Regions from separate parts of the Mus musculus genome. Here all the other regions are linked to region 3. A link is a loop called in an ENCODE intact Hi-C map of the cell type or tissue named here. Cell type or tissue: left cerebral cortex. All regions are shown on one strand. Links, peaks and the distances in the headings refer to the core of each region. The heading gives the core; the rest is flanking DNA.

The links. Peaks named below come from ENCODE experiments on the same cell type or tissue, not always from the same donor. Only the 100,000 strongest peaks of a DNase experiment are listed, where the experiment ranks them.
Region 1: a loop joins it to region 3, with 2.8 times the contacts of the local background. A loop is called at or near these places in 12 of 42 quality-filtered maps.
Region 2: it touches region 3 in a loop (2.4-fold over the local background); 12 of 42 quality-filtered maps call a loop at or near these places.

The regions. Positions count from the first base shown.
Region 1 is chr8:25,219,260-25,225,967 of GRCm38, reverse strand. It overlaps a transcript of Tacc1 not described here. Among named protein-coding and RNA genes, the nearest start is that of Tacc1, 21 kb to the right of the region's middle. In left cerebral cortex, for the core only: a CTCF peak has its summit at 4,032 (motif pointing left); a DNase peak (open chromatin) is centred at 3,806; H3K27ac peaks cover 1,094 bases.
Region 2 is chr8:25,211,403-25,218,110 of GRCm38, reverse strand. It overlaps a transcript of Tacc1 not described here. Among named protein-coding and RNA genes, the nearest start is that of Tacc1, 13 kb to the right of the region's middle. In left cerebral cortex, for the core only: a CTCF peak has its summit at 2,120 (motif pointing right); a DNase peak (open chromatin) is centred at 2,017.
Region 3 is chr8:25,158,728-25,165,435 of GRCm38, reverse strand. It overlaps Tacc1 (transforming, acidic coiled-coil containing protein 1), which reads left to right. Exons shown (of 13, transcript NM_177089.5): 11 at 941-1,047; 12 at 4,121-4,241; 13 at 5,616-6,708. The coding sequence ends at 5,684. It overlaps Mir8108 (microRNA 8108), which reads left to right and starts at 6,203; the gene lies at 6,203-6,311. In left cerebral cortex, for the core only: a CTCF peak has its summit at 3,944 (motif pointing left); DNase peaks (open chromatin) are centred at 3,115, 3,994 and 4,886; H3K27ac peaks cover 835 bases.

The sequences.
Region 1 (6,708 bases), core at 3,016-5,515, 60 kb before region 3:
TAAACTCTTTCCTTTGAGTCCAAACTCCTACACCAGAACTAGTGTGCTTGATGCTTGAGGAGTGTGGGGGTGAGTGTGGGGGTGAGTGTGTGAGTGAGTGTGTGGGTGGTTGGGTGGTGTGGGGGTGAGTGTGGGGGTGTGGGGGTGAGTGTGGGGGTGGTGTGGGGGTGAGTGTGTGGGTGTGTGGGAAAGTGTGTGGGTGAGTGTGTGGGTGGTACTTGGGGTTTGTGGGAGTGGCTTGTGTGTGACTTTGTGGGGACATTTATTTGTGTGGGAGATTGGAGTATGTATAGCTCTATGGCATATATATGTGTGTGTGTATATATATATATAAATATGTGTATGTGTATGTATGTCTATATATCTGTATAGGAGAGGTGTGTGTATGTGTGACTATATGCAATTGTGGTATGTATACATGAGACTATATGTGGATTGTGTGTAGTGAGTTTAATCTGTGATTCTATAGTATTATGTGAGGGGGAAGTGTGTGTGTGTGTGTCTGTGTGTGTGTGTGTGTCTGTGTGTACATGTCCTGTACTTCCAGCCGGACTTTCCAATAAACCTTCCAAAGAGCAGTAACAATTTGACACCTTGAGAGATCAGAAAACAGTGTCCCCACCCCCACCCCCCCCTCGGTCAAGCCGCAGAGCCCTGTTGTGGTTATCTTGTTTCTGTAAAAATACTCTAGGTGACAGTTTCCAAGCCACGACTTCTCAAGGACTTCACAATCAGGGAGGAATCTTTTGGAAGTTCCTCTCCAAGGGCGATAGCTTCACTGGTTTCTGAAGGTAGCAGCTGGGTAAGATTTTAGCTCTCCTTTCTCCCTCACCGCCTGCCCTGTTGCCACTACTGGATATGCCCGCCTTCCTTCCTCCCTCTCGGCGAGTGCGCCCCCTCCTCACCCGCCACCCCCACCCATGGAAGCTGAATCACGCTGCTTCCTTTTTTGGTCACAGCTGAGTTTCTTCCACCTTCAGAGCCCTGTGTTACATAAAATGAATCACTCCTTTGCACTCCGCTGTCAGCTTCAGAACGAATAAGCAGCTCCCTTGGGGTGCCCCGTCCACCCTGAACGCCACTTGATGGGAGATATTGAATGGTTGACTCTAAAGTGTGAGGGCAGGTGATAAAATGATCCTGAGTATCTTGCTTGGGGGGTGGGGGTAGGGGCACAGAAATCAGTATTTTAATGGGAGCAGAGGAAAAATTCCAGCAAAGAAGAAAGACTTAGGGAAAAAAATTTCAATTTGGTCCTTGTATGGGTAGGCAGGAGTGAATTCTGGGACCACAGAGGCAGCAGCATTTGGCCACACAGATGTACCAGGAGCTGTGGAATGAAGCTGAGGAATGGTTCACACCATCTGTGTACATATTTCTGGCGCCACCAAGCTGGGAAATGTTCCTACCAGGGCTTATCATAGACGTTTAACCCAGCATCTCCAATAGAGGGATGAAATACATTTAGAGACCAGGGACTAATGAAAATGCCCAATTTGTTTATCGCTAACACACTGCAGAGTCAGGTTTCTGCGTATGAAACCCCCAAACTTAGCTCCTTGCCTGGGATTCCTGCTGGGTACCCTGCTTCCATCTCAGAGGGCTTTTTCTCCTGGGAGGGTGTGGGTGGGCAGCCTTGAGCACATCTTCCACCCTGGGGATGCTGACTTAGGTCTGGAATCCTGCCCTGGGTTTGATCTACTAAACAGGTTCTGGTAAACACAGTTGAAATGTTAAAAGGCTGTCAAGGCACGGCAGTTGGGTTAGATGTGGGTCCCACATGCTCGATGGGTCTAATATGGTTTGGGGGCAGGAGAAAAGAGGGATAGGGGTGGGAGAGAATTTTGAGTCAGCTGTGAGTCACATTCACACCCTGGAAAGCTGGAGTTGGACCCAGCACAGGAAAGCATAAGTTCCAAATTGAAATGTGGATTGTGGGTGGAGAAAATGGTGTTCAAGAAGACAAAAATCAGAGAAACCTCTCATAGCCACGATCAGTCTGCTGAGCCTCTGGGGTGTGCCATGCTCTGGGCTTGAGAGTTTTACTGAGAGGGAAGCAGCCAGTGGTGTGCAGTCCGTAGACAGGCGGGGCACAAAGCAATGCACTTGGCGTGGTGAAAGCTTCTGTCTCTAGTGTGCAAGCTGAAGACAAATGCCCTGCCGAGAGAGCTCAGCTGTACAGATGGCGCTGGGACAGTGACAACCACGTGCAAAGGAAAGAAAGCGCATCTACAGCTCTCATCCCAAACAAAGATAAACTCAAGATGTGCCACGAGCCTTCAAGGCTAAACGACCTGAGGAAGACATAGTCTTCAAACTCTTCAGGATCAAGGCCTACGCAAGGACTTTCCAAAAAGAAGACCCCAGCCCCACAGGAAATGATCCCTAGACTCTAAGTTGTCTAAGTGAGGGTTTTACTGCTATGAGCAGACACCGTGATCAAGGCAACTCTTCTAAGGACAATATTTAATTAGAGCTGGCTTACAGGTTCAGAGGGTCAGTCTATTACCATCAAGGTGGGAACATGGAAGCATCCAGGCAGGCATGGTGCAGGAGGAGCTGAGAGTTCTACATCTTCATCTGAAGGCTAGCAGAATACTAGCTTCCAGGCAGCTAGGATGAGGGTCTTAAAGCCACAGTGACACACCTAATCCAACAAGGCTACACCTACTCCAACAGGGCCACACCCTCTAATAGTGCCACTCCCTAGGCCGAGCATATTCAAATGATCACACTTGTAGACAAAAAAATAAAAAAAGGAATCATAGAACTGATTAAAGATTGGGGGGTGGGGAGCGTATCTTTGCTAGTTATAGGTCAGATAGGAGATTAATATATAAAATCTATAAAGAACCTCCCAATTAAATACAACCCCCAAATCATCCAATAAATAGCCAGTAAATAGCCAATGGGATGAAGGCAGTTCTCAAAGGAAGAAATAAAAATGACCAATAAATATTTGAAAAACTGTTCAACATCCTTAGCTTTCAGGGAGCCGCAAGCTAAACTATATTGAGATTCCATCTCATTAAAATCCGAATGGAAGCTGGAGAGATGGCTCAGCAGTTAAGAGCACTCACTGGCTGCTCTTTTTAGAGGATCCAGGCTTAATTCCCAGCAACCGCATGTGCAGCTCACAACTGTCTGTAACACCAGTTCCAGGGGATCTGAGTCCCCCATGCTGATACATATAAAATAAAGTTAAATTTAAAAATTAAATAAGTAAATAAAGTCAGAATGGAAATCAGTCGATCCTCAAGAAGAGGAAATGTCCCTTTAAAATCTACGGCTCCTGGGCACACACTCGAAGGAGAATAAGTCAGCACACCACAGAGATGCTTGCATGCTTATTTGTTGTTGTATTATTCACAGTGGCCAAGGCATGGACACAGCCTGTCCATCCACGGAATGGTGAGGCTTCAGTAGGTATCTGTGCACAGTGGAAGTTTCTCCAGCTGTAAGTGATATCTGTAAGCCGATATCTGTGGGAAAGTAGGTATTATTATGTTAAGTGAAATGAGCTAGACGCAAACCGAAGACAAGTATTACCTTCTCTGACATATGGAATCTTGACCTAGATATGTATATTTGTGTATATATATTCATATATGAAAGCAAAAGCTAGGCATAGTGGTTCCTAGCACTCAAGAGACAGAGGCAGGAGGATTGTTGCAAGCTCTATGCCAGCCAGGTTTCCCTAATGAGACACTGTCTCAAAACAAGAAGGAGTGGGAAGTAGAGAGGAAGCCATGCTCAGAGAGGAGTGGGGAGAAAAGAAGCTGATGGGAGGCAGGTGTCATGGAGCAGAAGGGAACGTTGTTCAGTGCGGAAAGAGGATCAGGAAGAGGAGGAGTGCTGGGGTGTAGACAAGAGTGGAATATAATGTATGAAAATGGCATGGTGAGGGCCAGAGAGATGGCTCAGTGGCTAAGAGTTCTCACTGATCTTCCAGAGGACCTGAGTTCAATTCCCAGGAACCACATGGTGGCTCACAACCATCTATAAGGAGATCTGGCGCCCTCTTCTGGCCTGCAGGCAGATATACAGTCAGAACACTACATAATAAATCTTAAAAGGGGGGAAGAGAAAAGAAAAAGACACGGTGAAAGCCATTTCTTTGTACAACAAAAGGGAGATGTGAAAAATAGTTAAAATAGAAAAGAGTATCACTTTGCAGTTAGCTAGAGAAAATATGGAGAACTCATTTTCAAATGGAAGCATTTGTTTTAACCAGTAGATCCAAACTATACCCCAAAAGAGCCAAAAGATAGGGATATATGGAGGTGTATGTGTGTGTGTGTGTTTGAGAGAGAGAGAGTGCGCGCAATATTATTGAGAAAAGTGAAACTAAGCTATTTCTGAATGAACATCACTCTTTCTTTAATTTTTTACTTATTCATTTTATATCCCGCTCACTTTCCCCCTCCCAGTCACCCCCTGGGCATCACTCTTCAGGGTTTGTCATATTGTGGATGGTAGGGCCACCCCAGGCTTCCCACTCTATAGCAACATGTGATTCCTAATGTCCTGGGGGCTGGTGATGCAGGGATCATAGCTTACTACTGCAGATTTCAAGCTAAGGAGTTAAATCTTCCATTTCCAACAAGAGGGCATAGACAAGCGAGAGATGAGTGACCAGGAAGACAGGGAGGGAGGGAGGGAGGGAGGGAGGGAGGGAGGGAGGGAGGGAGAAAGGAGGACAGGTTGGTTTCGTAAATGCATGAAAACACTCAGCCTTATAAATAATTGTTCATACTCGGGCATTGATAGGGACAAATCACCTCTACACATTAGCAAAGGTTTAAAAGGTGAATGGAACTCGGTATCAGCTGAAGTCTGAGGAAAAGGCTGTCTCCTATACTGTCATTTAAAAATTTAGATTACTATTGTTACTGGAGTCCTTGGCCACATACCACCTCACTTCAGAGAGCCCCAACACTTGAATGCAGCCATTTGTGCAGAAAGGGGGAAAGTAAGGCCAAAAGACAGGAGGGGGATGTAATCTCTGTGGCTGTGCCTTGGTTGCTTGTCTATTGCCGAGATAAGACACTTAGTTAATGGCCTGTCACTGGGAAGAGACTCTGTGGCCATGGCAATTCTTATCAAAGAAAGCATTTAACTGGGGCTGGTTTATAGTTTCAGATGTTTAGTCCATTATCATCGTGGCAGGAAACATGGTGCTGGAGAAGTAGCTGAGGGGTCTACATCTGGATCTGCAGGCAGCAGGAAGGGAGGAGGGGGACCTTGGGACTGTCTTGAGCTTTTGAAGCCCACCCCCAGTGACACACTTCCTCCAACTAAGCCACATATACTCCAACAAGGCCACATCTCCTAACCCTCCTTAAGCAGCACCAATGACTAAGCATTCAAACACAGGAGCCTATGGGATCCATCTTTATTCAAACCACCACAGGGGCTTATAGTTTCAGAGGGTGAGTCCTTGACCATCATGGCAGGGAGCATGGCAAGAGACAGGCAGGCACGGGACTAGAGCCGTAGCTAAGCATGCACATCTTGATCTGTAAGTAGGGAGCAAAGAGGGACCATTGGGACTGTCTTGAGTGTTTTGAAACCTCAAAGCCCCGCCCTCAGTGACAAATGTTCTTCAACGAGGCCACACCTCCTAAATCCTTCCCAAATGGTTCCACCCACTGGGGACTACATGCCCAACTATATGAGCCTGTGGAGGCCATTCTCATTCTAACTACCAGGTGGTGTGAGCAAGGCTGCATCTTAGCCCTGTCTTGGGGTGGAGTATATACCTCGTGTGCAAGAGAAGGGGCTGGGGCAAGGGTGAGAGTTTAATCACTTACACAGTCTTGGTCAAACAGGATTTGGCTGAGTGGTCTCTTGTTCTGGTTCTGCTAGTTGGGTCTAGAGAAGGGGGCAATCTGTTTCCTATGGTGAGATGATAGGAAACATCAAACAAAGTGTTTCCACTTTAGTGGGCAACTTCAGTTTCCAACCTGAAATAATTGCTCCCTGTTGGTGTTGGGGGTAGCTTAGTCACGGGGTGATCTGCCTTCGAGGCTTTGCTGTTCCTGGAAGGTCACAGCAATGACTGGTGACATGTAGACACCGCTTCACAGGTCTGGAACAAGACATTATATGAGCCGGTGCTTTGGCAGTCTCTCAGAAATATGTTAGTGGTTCTTCAGCCTTCGAAGGGATGTGAGATAGGTCAGGTAAGCTGGGGTTTACTCAGCCTTGTTTTACCAGTTTTTAGACAGATAGTCCTTAAGTGGTTAGCATACCTACGTGTAGCATTGAGCAGGGATCTGACCCAAAGTGCAAGGTGGTAAAGAAGACAGATACAAAGTGAAGTGGCAAAGCCAACCTTTGTCCTGACATTAAATGCCCACTGCTCATCTGTAGGCCCAAATGAAGAGTCAGAACTTTTAAAAACCTTTTTAAAAAATGTATTTGTTTACATATTTATTATATACATGTCAGAGTGCTCTGTCTGCATGTATACCTACATACCACAAGAGGGCATCAGATTCCCCTTATAGATGGGCGTTGCCAGGGAAACTGAACTCAGGACCTCTGGAAGAGCAGCCAGTGTTCTTGACCTCTGAGTCATCTCAGCAGCCCAAGATGGTGCCTTTTAATAAAACTTGCCTCTTAATTGTTACAATATAACCTTTCTCAAGGGCAGCTGACTACTTGTATCAAATGTAAAATATATGTGACTTGATACTCCAGTCT
Region 2 (6,708 bases), core at 710-3,209, 54 kb before region 3:
AATTTGTACCAAATGTGCTTGATTGCGTGGGAGTGAGAAGTATGTGGGCAGGAAATACATCAGGATGTTTGCTGGTCCGTGATTGGACCTCATGGGAAATTAGGTGAATTGTGGGGTCTGCCTTTTTTTAAGCCCCTGAAAAATGTGACCTGTAGCCATTTTCTGTAAACCCAGGCAAGGACCTGGCCAGAGTCCATCCATCCACCTGGCCAGTATGTAATTAAAGCTTGCTTCGAAATCAGCTTTAAATTGTGGTAGTGGTCTCATTCTCAGCTGGTTAGATTAAGACTTTAAGGGAGCCGGGCAATAGTGGCACACGCTTTAATCCCAGCACTCGGGAGGCAGAGGCAGGCAGAATTCTGAGTTCGAGGTCAGCTTGGTCTACAGAGTGAGCTCCAGGACAGCCAGGGCTAAACAGAGAAACCCTGTCTTAGAGAGAGAGAGAGAGAGAGAGAGAGAGAGAGAGAGAGAGAAGACTTTAAGGGAGAAAGTTGGTTATTTGGCTTGTTGTTTCAGAAGCTGTGGTCCACGCCAGCCCCATCGTGGCACTGTGGCACCTGGCAGAATTCCTGATAGAGGTGGCCCATTCACCTCAGGGCAACTGGCAAGCAAAGAGAAGCAACAGAGGACCAAGGTCTTCCCACTGTCTCCTCCAAGGCATCCCCCTCCCCCCCCCCCCAATATCCTGATTTCTTTCTTTAAGACTTATCTCTTAAAGGTCCTGTCACCTCTTAGGAGTGCTGTCAGCTGGTGACCAAGCCTTTAATGCGTGGGCCTTTGATGAATATTGGTGCTTAGTTGGGCAGTGATGGTATCTTCTCCCCTTGACCGAATTAAGTGCTCCAGTCGTCCTGCTCCTGGGTATACCTTGGCTGTGCCTGGATGAGCACCGGGATTTCCCCTTTCCTGCTCAGCTTCTTGGGGCACATTGTTCTGTGTGGGAAATGCTGTTACATTAATGTATTTCACACAGGATAGCTTATAAATTACATCTCTATTTGTTTATAGAATTGGGATCTGTTTCAATCAGCAGAATATAGCATAGGCTGGCAGAATTCTGTCATTTGTAAAATTTAGAATAAAAGAATGAAGGCACACACACACACTATACATATATATATGTATATATAGTTATATATATATAGTTTTATATATTTATAGTTATAGTTATATAGTTATTGCCTTATTTAGGGTTTTACTGCTGTGATCAATCACCATGACCAAGGTAACTCTTCTAAGGGCAACATTTAATTGGGGCTGGCTTACAGGTTCAGAGGTTTAGTCTATTATTATCAAGGTGGGAACATGGCAGTGTCCAGGCAGGCATGGTGCAGGAGGAGCTGAGAGTTCTACATCTTCATCTGCAGGCTGCTAGCAGAATACTGACTTCTAGGCAGCTAGGATGAGGATCTTAAGCCCACACCCACAGTGACACACCTACTCCAACAAGGCCACACCTTCTAATAGTGCCACTCCCTGGGCAGAGCATATACAAACCATCACAGTTATTAAAACATACTTTTAAGTTCTATGGAGTGATGTGTACCTATAATCCCAGCACTCAGGAAAAGGTGACAGGAAGATGGTGAGTTTGAGGCTAGCCTGAGCTACATAGTCTCAAAAAAGAAAGGTCTGGAATATAGCTCAGGGTACTTGCCTAGTACGCACAGGTCCTGTGTTTGCTCTTCAGCACAGGGGGGAGGGGTGGCGGGGGGGGGGAGGGAGGGAGCAAGGAGGAGGGCGGTAACTTTTGGAACAAAGAACGTTGTATAGGAAAGAATCCTTGCTGGCTGGAGGTGGCTCAGGAGGCAGAGGCAGTTCCAGGCCAGCCTGGTCTACAGATGGAATTCCAGGACAGCCAGTACAACAGAGAGAAACCCTGAAGAAAAGGATTCTTTGCCTTGTAAAATGATTCAGCTTGCTTTTTTAGGATGAGGTAGATGGGGGTGGGGGTTGCTCTTCTGTTACATATGCTAAGCATCCTTTAAGGGGAGTGAGGGGTGGGGTGGAGAAAGTTCTGCCAGCATCCATTCACAGCTTCCTGATAGGTGTGACATTTAAAGATGAATTTATTTATTATGTGTATGGTGCTCTGTCTGCTTGTACACCTGCAGGCCACAAGAGGGCAGCAGCAGATCTCATTACAGAGAGCTGTAAGCCACCGTGAGGTTGCTGGGGAATTGAACTCAGGACCTCTGGAAGAGCGGTTGGTGCTCTTAACCACTGAACCATCTCTCCAGCGCCCAACAGATGTGACTCTTAGCTGTGCAAGCTTTCGTAACTCTCTGTATTTCTTGAATGTCTCTGGGTGAATTTGAGGCCACTGAGTGCAGTGATCTTTAACAAATGTTCCTTTCAGGTAAAAACCTGGGTGGCCCTGTGAGATCTGGGGTGCATGCTTAGTTTAGCAGTCAGGGATTATGTTCATAACCGGTTTGAGCTGCCTCAGCCCTTTCATAAACAACAGAAAACATCCTTCCCAGGGTGTAGTCCGAGGTCTAACAGACTGTGCTAACAGACTGAGGGTGGACCAACCCCACTTCTGGTTCAGAGAGCCATCTCTTTCCTGTGTGCTCACAAGGTGGAGTCTGGGAGGGCTTCAAGGTCTCTCTTAGAGGACACCCATCCCCTGCTGAGTTTCCTAAGTACTAAAATCTGCCTCCTGGGATACATGAATACGCAGCACATAGAATAGATTGCATTTGTTCAGAATCTAATTAAAAACAAGTATTATCTGGCTAGGGATGTACTTGGTGGCAGAGCGAGAGATACTCAGTTCAGTCTCTAGAACAAAACGCAAACACACCAACATTCCACTTGGTGGCTGTCTAGGCTGTGTTCAAAGGACATAAAAAATGTTCCTGATGTTATTAAACTATAAATGATGAGACACGTGAGGAGCCAGTAGGAATAAGGGAATTTGTGGCATTTCATAAGATAATACAGCAAAAAGTCAACTAGTGCCGGGCAGTGATGGCACACGCCTTTAATCCCGCACTTGGGAAGCAGAGGCAGGCGGATATCTGAGTTTGAGGTCAGCCTGGTCTACAGAGTGAGTTCCAGGACAACAGCCAGGGCTACACAGAGAAACCCTGTCTTGAAAAGCAAAGCAATGGGGACTAGAGAGGTGGCTCAGCAGTTAAGAGCACTGACTGCTCTTCCAGAGGTCCTGAGTTCAAATCCCAGCAACCACATGGTGGCTCACAACCATCCATCATGAGATCTGACTCCTTCTTCTGAAGTGTTTGAAGTCAGCTACAGTGTACTTACATATAATAAATAAATAAATAAATAAATAAATTTTTAAAGATTTGTTTATTTATTTTATGAGTATGAGTACACTGTAGCTGTTATGAGCCTTCATGTGGTTGTTGGGAATTGAATTTAGGACCTCTGCTCACTCCGGTCAACCTCTCTCACTCCAGTCGGTCCAGCTCACTCTGGTCAACTCCAGTCGCTCAGTCCCTGCTCACAGTGGCCCAAAGATTTATTTATTATTATACATAAGTACACTGTAGCTGTCTTCAGACACACCAGAAGAGGGCGTCAGATCTCATTACAGTTGGTTGTGAGCCACCATGTGGTTGCTGGGACCTTTTGAACTCAGGACCTTCCAAAGAGCAGTCGGTGAGTGCTCTTACCCACTGAGCCATCTCTCCAGCCCCTAAATAAATCTTAAAAAAGCAAAGCAAAGCAAAGCAAAACAAAACAAAACAAAACGACAGCAAAGAGAACTATTTTAAAAAATACTTTGCTCCTGTGGGTACCGTTCTCAGATCCCTATCAATCACTGTAATAGACATTACATCCCTTCATGTATGGGTAGCACGTGTCAGTGCTTTCTGAATCCAGATGAGGATCCCCAGGGACTGGACAACGTGAGCGGCCATGTGTGTGCTATTGAACCAAGGAGCTATGGGAGAGCAGCCAGCACTCTTAGCCACTGAGCCATCTCATCTTCCCAGCCTCCAAACTTAAAAAAAAAAAAAAAAAAAAAAAAAACCTTTCGATGCAGAGACTGGGATCAGAGGTTAGAGCGCTTGCTTCCCAGAGTACTCTACTGTTCAGTCCTTGGCACCACAAACAAAGAACAAAATGTTTTCTACACGGAAGCCTGGGGATCCTCACGAACCGTTAGCCAGTGTCAAAACCAACAACAACGGCCATTAATCTGCAGAATGTGGCTTATTCTTTTATCTGTGGACTCAAACAGATGCTCACATTTATTATTTAGTATTTCCCAAGCTTACAAAGTCATACTGTTTCAAGGGTGTCTCCCCAAAGACATTAATATTGATTCATCAGGATCCAAATCCATTCTATCTGTAAGTCTTGGCCTTAAGTGGAACCTAAATATTGACCCCTCGCCCTTCAGATCCGTACCTGGCACCCAAAGTGGTCCTCTCTGCAGTAAGTTTCAGCTGACGAACAGCTCTCACCTCTAAGGAGTACAACGCATGGCTTATTCTGGAGCATTTATGAGTGACCTTGGTCAGGGGACACAGACCTCTGTTACCCCAAATTCTGTGTTCCGGCGTGGAAACGGTCCCGTGAAATTTTACAGTTTTACAGAACAAAGAAAGCAATAAGCCTAAGCAAGTTTCAAACACACCGGTGGGTATATCACAAAAGGAGGGTACACGGAGATGGGGCGGATGCTATCTGATGACATTCTTAGCTCTTGGGTCCGTGGAAGCTGCTGGTCTGCTAAGTTAACAGATTGACTCCAAAGAGGCTTTTTTATCTGTTTCAAAATGTTAGTTCTGACGAGAGAGGAGGGCAAGGAATTTAACCCGAGATAAGTCAAATTAGCCCCCTGGACCTGTAACATTCCAGTCTCTTCATGGTACTGAAATTCCGATCAACCCACCAGTCTCTGTAGACACAACCTCCTTTCAACCAGTCAAGCAAGCTTCCTTTCGGGAATTCCTTAGGCAGAGCATCCTCTCAGCCTTGTCCGGGGGATGAGCAGGGTTTGGGTGGTAGATTTGTCTCATGACTGAGGACTTGATATGGGAGTTTAGACAAGGGTGTGCCTCCAAGGGGGCTGTGCTGCTGGGATCCAGAGAACAGTCCCCAAGGGCTGTGGGCTGTCCTGCCTCAGGGGATTGGCCTGGCTGTGCTCTCCAACCTGTCTGGTTAAGTGACCTTTTCTCTTTCTCCTAAGTGCAGTCTTCACCCACACGACGGAGGTCTGCTCACCATCTGCAGAAGACAGAGATATTCTCTCTCTCTCCCCTCCTTCTCCCTCTTCAAGATAGGGTCTCTCTGTGTAGCCTTGGCTGTCCTGGAACTCATTCTGTAGACCAGGCTGGATTTAAACTCTGAGATCCCTGTCTCTGCCTCCTGAGGGCTAAGATTAAAGGCGAGGGTGCCATGCCCTGAAGAGAGGTTTTCTTCTTAACGGCTGTTTGTATTGGGTCTCTATCTCTACAATAAAAAATCTCACCAAAAAAAAAAAAAAAAAAAAAACAACTGGAGAGAAAAAGGTTTATATGGTTGACTGGCTCCAGGCCATCACTGAGGGAAGTCAGGGCAGGAAGTTAAAGCTTGAACCTGGAGTCAGAACTGAGGCAGAAGCCATAGAGGGATGCTGCTTTCTGGCTTGCTCCCTGTGGCTTGCTCCGTTTGCTTGCATATACAACCCAGGCCCACCTGCCACAGTGGGCTGGGCCCTCCCACATTAGTTGTCAATCAAGAAGATGCCCAAAGCGTGGTCTACAGGCCAATCTGATGGAGGCAATTCTCACTTGACTTCTTCCTAGATGACTCTCTATTGCATCTAGTTGGCAAAAACCTAACCAGCAGAGAGGCATGGCCCTACTAGTCAGAGCTGAGTCACTGGCCCCCTTCAGCTGCTGTGGAAAACTTTGTCTGGCGGTCCAAGGGTTGTTATCAATGTTTGAGCCAAGGCATGGTGGTTTTCTGTAAATGCAAAGTATAAGCGTGCGCCAGACACGTACACTGAAGTCTTCCCTGTCGTCATTACAATTAAACTTGTATGTGAGTGTTTAGGGTTGGTAGAGAAGGGGGAGTCGGAGGTTTGTGTTTCATGGTCTGTGGAGGAGATATCTTTTGACAGTTTTATCGAGTTTCCAGCAGCTAACATTTCTCATTTCCTTTGAGAAGACAGAGGAGGTCAGCATGACCCTCCCTCCCTCAATAAATCTATATTTTGCTTACTGACTTGAAGCCAGCTGGCCCACTCAGGAGCCACAAGTATCTCCTTTTTTTTACAAGTTGAATTTACTGTGACGCTAAAGCATCTCAAACTTCAGGCCCCCTCACTGTCGTGGGCCTTGGTGTGGTCCTGTCGCAGGATTTTCCCTGTCCAATTACATTAGTGCAGAGGAGGTTTGTGATTGGACAGGAAATCGGGAGGCGGAGCTAAGAGTTGCAGAGACAGGGAGTATGTGTGTGTGTGGGGGGGGGGGGTGGTGAGGGGGGAGGGTAGGAGGGGAAGGAAGATGGCTGCGGATGTGAACCCGCTTGGCGTTAACCGGCCACAAGTAGCTATGATTTCACAAGATTAGAAATACTGGGATAGGGCTGGAGAGATGGCTCAGCGGTTAAGAGCACTGACTGCTCTTCCAGAGGTCCTGAGTTCAATTCCCAGCAACCACATGGTGGCTCACAACCATCTGTAATGTGATCTGATGCCCTCTTCTGGTGTGTCTGAAGACAGCTACAGTATACTCATAAATAAAA
Region 3 (6,708 bases), core at 2,465-4,964:
CCTAGGCAGCAGTATAGCTTCTTGGCATCAGTCAAGCGGTGGTGGCCTTCTCTGAGTGCCTCTGCATTGTTGGGCTTGTTGTTTTGATCATTCACCTTTAGGTGTTAGTGAAAGCAGAAGAGACCTTTTCTTAGTTCACTGAAAAGAAGTCTAAGCCATGCACTACAGAAGAAATGAGGTGGGGTCTTTCAGTTGTGTACTGTCAGTCAAAAGTGTTTCAGAATTCTCTTCCTGGCAGGTGTTACACAGGGCCTTCAGGGCCCTGTACGTGAAAAAGGCTGTATGACTGATGGCTCGGGCTTGTAGGCCTAACATTCAGGAAGCTGAGGCAGAAGAATTGCAAAGCCAAGGCCAGTCTGGGCTGCATAACAAGAAAACCAAAGATGGATGGATGGATTGATGGATAGATAGATACATAGATAAGTACATACATACATACATACATACATACATAGAGAGATATATAGAGGGATGTATATATACATATATATATATATATATACATATATATATATATATGTATGTATATGTATATATACACACACACACATACATACATACATAGGCAGACAGACAGACAGGATGGATGATAGATGGATGGCCTGGCCAATCATCGAATGCAGGACTGAGAGAGAAGCTGCATTAGGAAGGTGAAGACTGCTGCATCAATCCATGCACATTAGTGCATGGAGAACCTATGTAGGCTTTCTTCAGTGGGGTTGCATAAGCTGTTGAAATTGCCGTGGATTATGAATTAAATACATCCCAATGGAGCAGACTTTCTCTCAAAAACAAACAAACAAACAAACAAACAAAAAGCAAAGCAAAACAAAACAAAAACAGGAAGAAAAAAATAAGGAAAAAACCCAACCTTGGGATACATTGTGCAGGAGAAACAAAGAGCCATGCACGTCTGTTTTGAACTTTCACATTGGCACAGAATGAAGAAGCCTTGAAAAAGTGTGCTCAGGACTACTTAGCCAGAGTCAAGCAGGAAGAGCAGCGATACCAGGCCCTGAAGGTTCACGCAGAGGAAAAGCTGGACAGGTCAGTGCGTTCCGCTTGCTCACTGCTGCGGGTGTGGGCAGACACTTGGATCTACAAAGTTGCGTACTTAGTCCTTTTGCCTTCTGTCTCCTTGGTTTACAACCTCGAGGGTTTTGTGGATGTGTGATTTTATTTCTGTGCATGGATAAACCATTACAGAGTATGGTTCTGTGTATGTTCCCTTACCTCTGAACCCTCTGCTCGCCCGTGTTGGTATTCTGTGTCTTTCTTCAGACACACATGCTAACGCCCTTCGTTTATCTCTCCATGTTCGTGAGGACCTCCCCCTGGAGTTTCTTTGTTGGAAGGAATCCATTAAGGCAGCCTCTTTAGTAATTGTGGTTACTAAACTTGTCCTGGTGCAGAAGTGCTGTAGGGAGTAGAGCTGTAGACTGCCCTTTTATGTCTTCATGAGAATAGATGAGGAACTGGGGACCAGTGAACAGTGGAGTTACAATAGTTAGACATTAGATGTACATCAGCTTACCCCTCCCTCGTGAGTTTTTTCCCTAAAGCTCTGCCAATAGCTCAATGTGTAGGTGATGGTCCGTGTACTCGGTGAAAGTGGAGCTTTCTGTGGGGTTTGGCAACGTAGCATTTACTCTATTGGGAGGAGTTTACTTTACGTTATCGTAGTAAAATTGCATGTGTTTCAGTGGTTGTCTATTTAAACACCTGCTCTATCATGATTGACTCTTCTTTGCCCTTCCTGTTGTAACTTAGTGTGTCACATATGAGGGGCACTGGCTTTCATTGCAAATTGTAATTCAATTTCCAACTTAATATTTGTGTGTATGTGTGTGTGTTGACCCTGTCTATGAAGAAGAGAGTAAATCTTTGTTTTGTTTTTACTGTTGTGGGATTGAACCCAGAGTTGGCACATACTTGACAAAGAGCTCTGCCTTAGCGCTCTCTCCTCAGCTTTGCAGTGTGCTGTGATGGCAGGAAGATGACTTACTTCAGGGTTTTTGAGTCAGGGTCTCCCCCTATAGTTCAGGTGGACCTTGAACTTGCCTCGGCCTCCTGGGTGCTAAACTTAATGGCATGTGACACCATATATTCAAAGGTGACAAGAGTCACTTTGTTTGCAGTTTCTGGATTCCCTATGACAGCGTTCCAGGTAGAGAGAATTTTCTTCCCATTTCCCTTCTAACACTCTTAGGACTTTCAGTCCTGAAGTCCACTAATACATTTTGGAATTTACCCCAGAGAATGGTGTTTTTGGTTTTTTGACACAGGGTTTCTCTGTATAGCCCTGGCTGTCCTGGAACTCACTCTGTAGTCCAGGCTGGCTTCAGAAATCGACCTGTCACTGCCTCCCATGTGCTGGGATTAAGACAAGCTCTTTTTAAAAGATGAAATCTCACTGTGTACTCCTGACTTGCCTGGAACTCCTCTCAAACTCAGAGATCCCCCTGCCTCTGCTGGGACCAAGGGACAAGTGCCATGATCGTCAGCTTCCACCCTAGTTTCTAACTACAAAGTAGTACAGTTGGTGCATTCTGTGGTCCGTACTTCTAGCTTCAAAAATGTCTCTCCTCTACACTCTCTTATGGCCTCATTAAGGATTTCGTTGTTGTGTGTCCTTCTGTTGTGTTTGTGCTTTACAAGCTACAAAGATGGTATCTTCCTATTGTTGTTGCTTTGAGATATACATCAAAATAGCCTACACATTTTCCTTGTCATGTAATGGCATATTAGAACCATTTTCCATGTCAGAACACACAGCTCGGTCTAATTCCATTATTAGACCGTAGGATCTTTTTAGAAAACATTTCATTTATTTTTATATCATGCGTGTGAGTATTTTGTCTGCATGTATGTCTGCATCACCTGCATGCCTGATGCCCATGGAGGCCAGAAGAGGGTGAGCCACCATGTGGAGCCTGGGTCCTTTGTCAGAGCAGCCAGTACTCTTAAACACTGAGCCAACTCTGACTGCGACTGTCTTTCTTTACTGATGAGCATTTAGACTGGCTCAGACTCTCCATGTTGAAAGCAGACACATTAGCAGGTTATTTCTGTGCAGAGTTAGCAAAAGATGGAATTACTGTGTCCTGAGATATGTATATTTTGGGTTTTCTTCATTCCCACTTTGTGCTTCCCCTCCTTCCCTGTTTTGTCGTGGTTCTGTTGTTCTTTGAGTTCTTAGGACAAGACCATACTGTACTTTTGACCACGCACAGCTCAGCGATAGGCCACCCACTCAGCAGGCACAAGATCCTGGCTTCAGTCATCTTCCCCTCCCCCCACCCCACCCTGCACACATCACGCCACCCAAAGTGCTTAGCACATTAATTTTTATGTCTCCTTGCTGGTGAGGTTGTGGCAGCTTTGTGGATTAGCCAGATGTTTATTAAGTGACCTGCTTCCTCTCTGATCTCATTGATAAAGACACTTCTGAGGTCAATAACTCACAGACATCGGTAGGGCAACAGTTGACAGTGGGAAAACCTGGGATTATTCCACATGAGAGCCTGTCACTCTAATACAAAGGTCAGACTGCCACGGGCAGGTGCTTTGCTGTAGAGTGGCCTTCATGCACCGTTTACTTGGAAAGGAAGTCTGTTGGACGACTCCTTTAAAAACTAGGATTGTTATGAAATTACCTAATTCATTTTCCGCATGAAACACAAAACTTGAAGAATATTGATTTCTGCCGCCAGGATGTCCCATGGAAAAGTGCTTAGTGGTTTCATATAAATTGCATTTTGTAGGTCACTGGTTCCTGGTTTCCTCTGATCACGCAGTCAGTTCATTTGAGTCTGTATAGAAATTTATTTATTTACTTATTTATTTATTTATTTAAATATATGCATGCTCTGCCTGCATGCCGGAAGAGAGCATCAGCTCCCATTATAGATGGTTGTGAGCCACCTTGTGGTTGCTCGGGACCTCTGGAAGAGCAGCCAGTGCTCTTCTTAACCACTGAGTCATCTCTCCAGCCCCGAGTCTATGTTTTGTGAAAGTCAGCAGTTGGCATCCCGTCTTCCTGCCTCTCTGTCTGTCCCTGGTCGCTAATCTGTGTCCTTTTTTATCTCTTCTCCCAAACGAACCCAAAACACCATCACAGAGCCAACGAGGAGATTGCTCAGGTTCGCTCCAAGGCGAAGGCTGAGAGTGCCGCTCTCCATGCCGGACTCCGGAAGGAGCAGATGAAGGTGGAGTCCCTGGAGAGGGCTCTTCAGCAGAAGGTATGGAGGGGTCTGTCATGGAGGGGCTCCTGTCGCTGACACAGGGACATCTGGCTGCCCTCCTCCACTCTGGCTCCTGTCAGTCCTTGGTAGACCTAGCTTGTCACAGATCTGGAGCAAGGAAGGTGGCTTTGATCTTTTTACTCAGTTGCTGCAGGCTGGCTCCCTTATGAAGTGATTCTCGGGACACACATCACATTATTAACCAAGAGTAGCAGGAGTCCTCAGCCACTGCTAGGTTTCAGAAGGCAAACACGGTGTTTTAGCCAGGAGTCCAGGGGCTTGGACACGTGGTCTGGGTCCCACAGCTGCCTTTCATTCTCGCTGTGTGCTTTTGCGCAGCAAGCGAAGCACCTTTCCTTTCACTGCTGTGGTCCCTCAGCTTTCAGAGCAGAGCTGCCTTCCAGGGACACGAGGCCATGCCTAGAGACTAATTTGGCGGTTGTAATTGGGAGATGCTAGGAGCCTCTAAGTGGGTAGAGGCCAGAAACACTGCCAGGCCATCCTATCGAGGACGGGACAGCCCAAATCAAATCAGAGCCCAACATAATTGATGCTGATAAGCAGAGATAATGTCAGCAGGCTCAAGACTGGCTGCTCGCCATCAGACATGCCAGCAAAACAGAGGCAACTAAGGGCATTTCATGTGGAAGGCAGCATGAGAAGGCTCTTGCCCAGGCTGTGTTGGGAGAGCTTTCTGGAGGGAGGTGCTAAGTGTCCCAGACTGACAACTGCCTCTCACACCTGCCCCTCATGTACTGGGCTTATTGGTGTGCATTCACTCTTAACCTCCCATCCCAAGATGCTTTTCAGTTCTGAGTCTTACTTCCTCAGGGTATTTGTGACAACACTCACCCTGGGTGAAGGATGAGCAGCTGCTCCGAGGTCCTCTCACTGACCCCACACTGTCACGGAGGTTCTGTGACACCAGTTGTGTTTCCCTCTGATCAGCAGTTTTCAGGGTGTGACCTGCTGTGCTGCCTGTGTGCATTCATCCAGTGATGCCCTGAGTTACAGCTTGTGTCTGGTAGCCCTGACTCAGACTCTGGAATCCCAGTCCCTGAAGCTGCTGGCAGATTAAGTGAAACCCGCACACTTGTGTTCTAGCAAGTGACCCTCACACAACCAGAGAACCTGGGACCTAAGGTTTACGGGCAAGGTTCAAGAGAATTGGTGGCTCTTGCACCCTCAGCTAAGTTTTAGCATAGTACTGTGTGAACACAGGCACACTTTGATGGGTGGGTGGCATTTGGCTTTCTTTTCTATAAAGACTGTGATACAGAGAAGTGGAGAGCCAGTAGGATGCTCCGGAGGGTCTAGCCACTGGCTTCTTCTCTCAGAACACAAAGCAAATCACCATCTTCTGTCTTTCAGAATCAAGAGATTGAGGAGCTGACAAAAATCTGTGACGAGTTGATCGCAAAGCTGGGAAAGACCGACTGAGAGCCGTCCCGTGAGCTGTGCAGATCCGAGTCTGGCTGCTTCTGTCGTGACCACATTATCTTGCCTTATCCAGAAATAATGCCCCCCACCCCCCTTTGCAGAGAGAAGTAATTGTTTCAAAGCACATGCCTGCTGCTGCCATCGTCCCCGCTTCGCCGCTGCGCTGCCGCTGCTGCTGCTGCTGCTGCTGCTGCGGCCTGGCTGGTGGAGAGGGAGTCACAAGACAGCTCTGCCCTGCGACCTGGCTGCCAGCTCCCGTTAGAGCTGCTGCTGGGTCTGGCTTGTGCTTCTACAGCCTGAGTTCATCTAGCTGTCGTCGTCGTCTTTGCTTTTCCCAAGTTTGTGACATTTCTAATTTTGTGGCAACTGTGTGGGTTTATCTTCCCAGCTCCTGTTTGATGTTTTTATGACCTAGTTAATGTTTTAAGTTTTCAGTATCAGCAGTTTTACTGAAGGGGGCAGTCTGAGTCATCGTCACTAACACTTGGGGCTCCGAACTCCCTTTTAGTTACAGACGGACTCATGCATGTGTTCTCTACATTCTGCCGCTTTTCCCCTGAGGCATATCCAGATAAGACCCTCTGGGGAGGAGCGTAGTTACAGAAAGAAATGTAGGCTCTTATTTTGAAACAGAGCCCTAGGTCTAAAAGCCAGCTTCAGACTCGGTAGGGGCTGGGAACCTAGCTCTACTGGGGAGTGCTTCCGGTACACAGAGCCCTGGGTTCGGCCCCCAGAACTACAAACACTGGATATTGGAGTGCATGCCTGTGATCTCAACTCTCCAGAGGTGGAGGCAGGATGACCATAAGTCCAAGGTCACCCTCAACTACATAGCCTCTTGGAGGCCAGCCTGGACTATGTGAGTTCTTGCTTCAAACAAGGAGTGAGTGGAAGCATGGGGTATCCCAGCTAGTGGGAGGCAGGACAGGAAGATCACTTGAGCCCAGAGTTTAAGGACAGCAGTGCACTAGGCAAACAGTCCTTTTCTTAGAAATCAAACACCCAAACCAAACCTTGAGTCAGG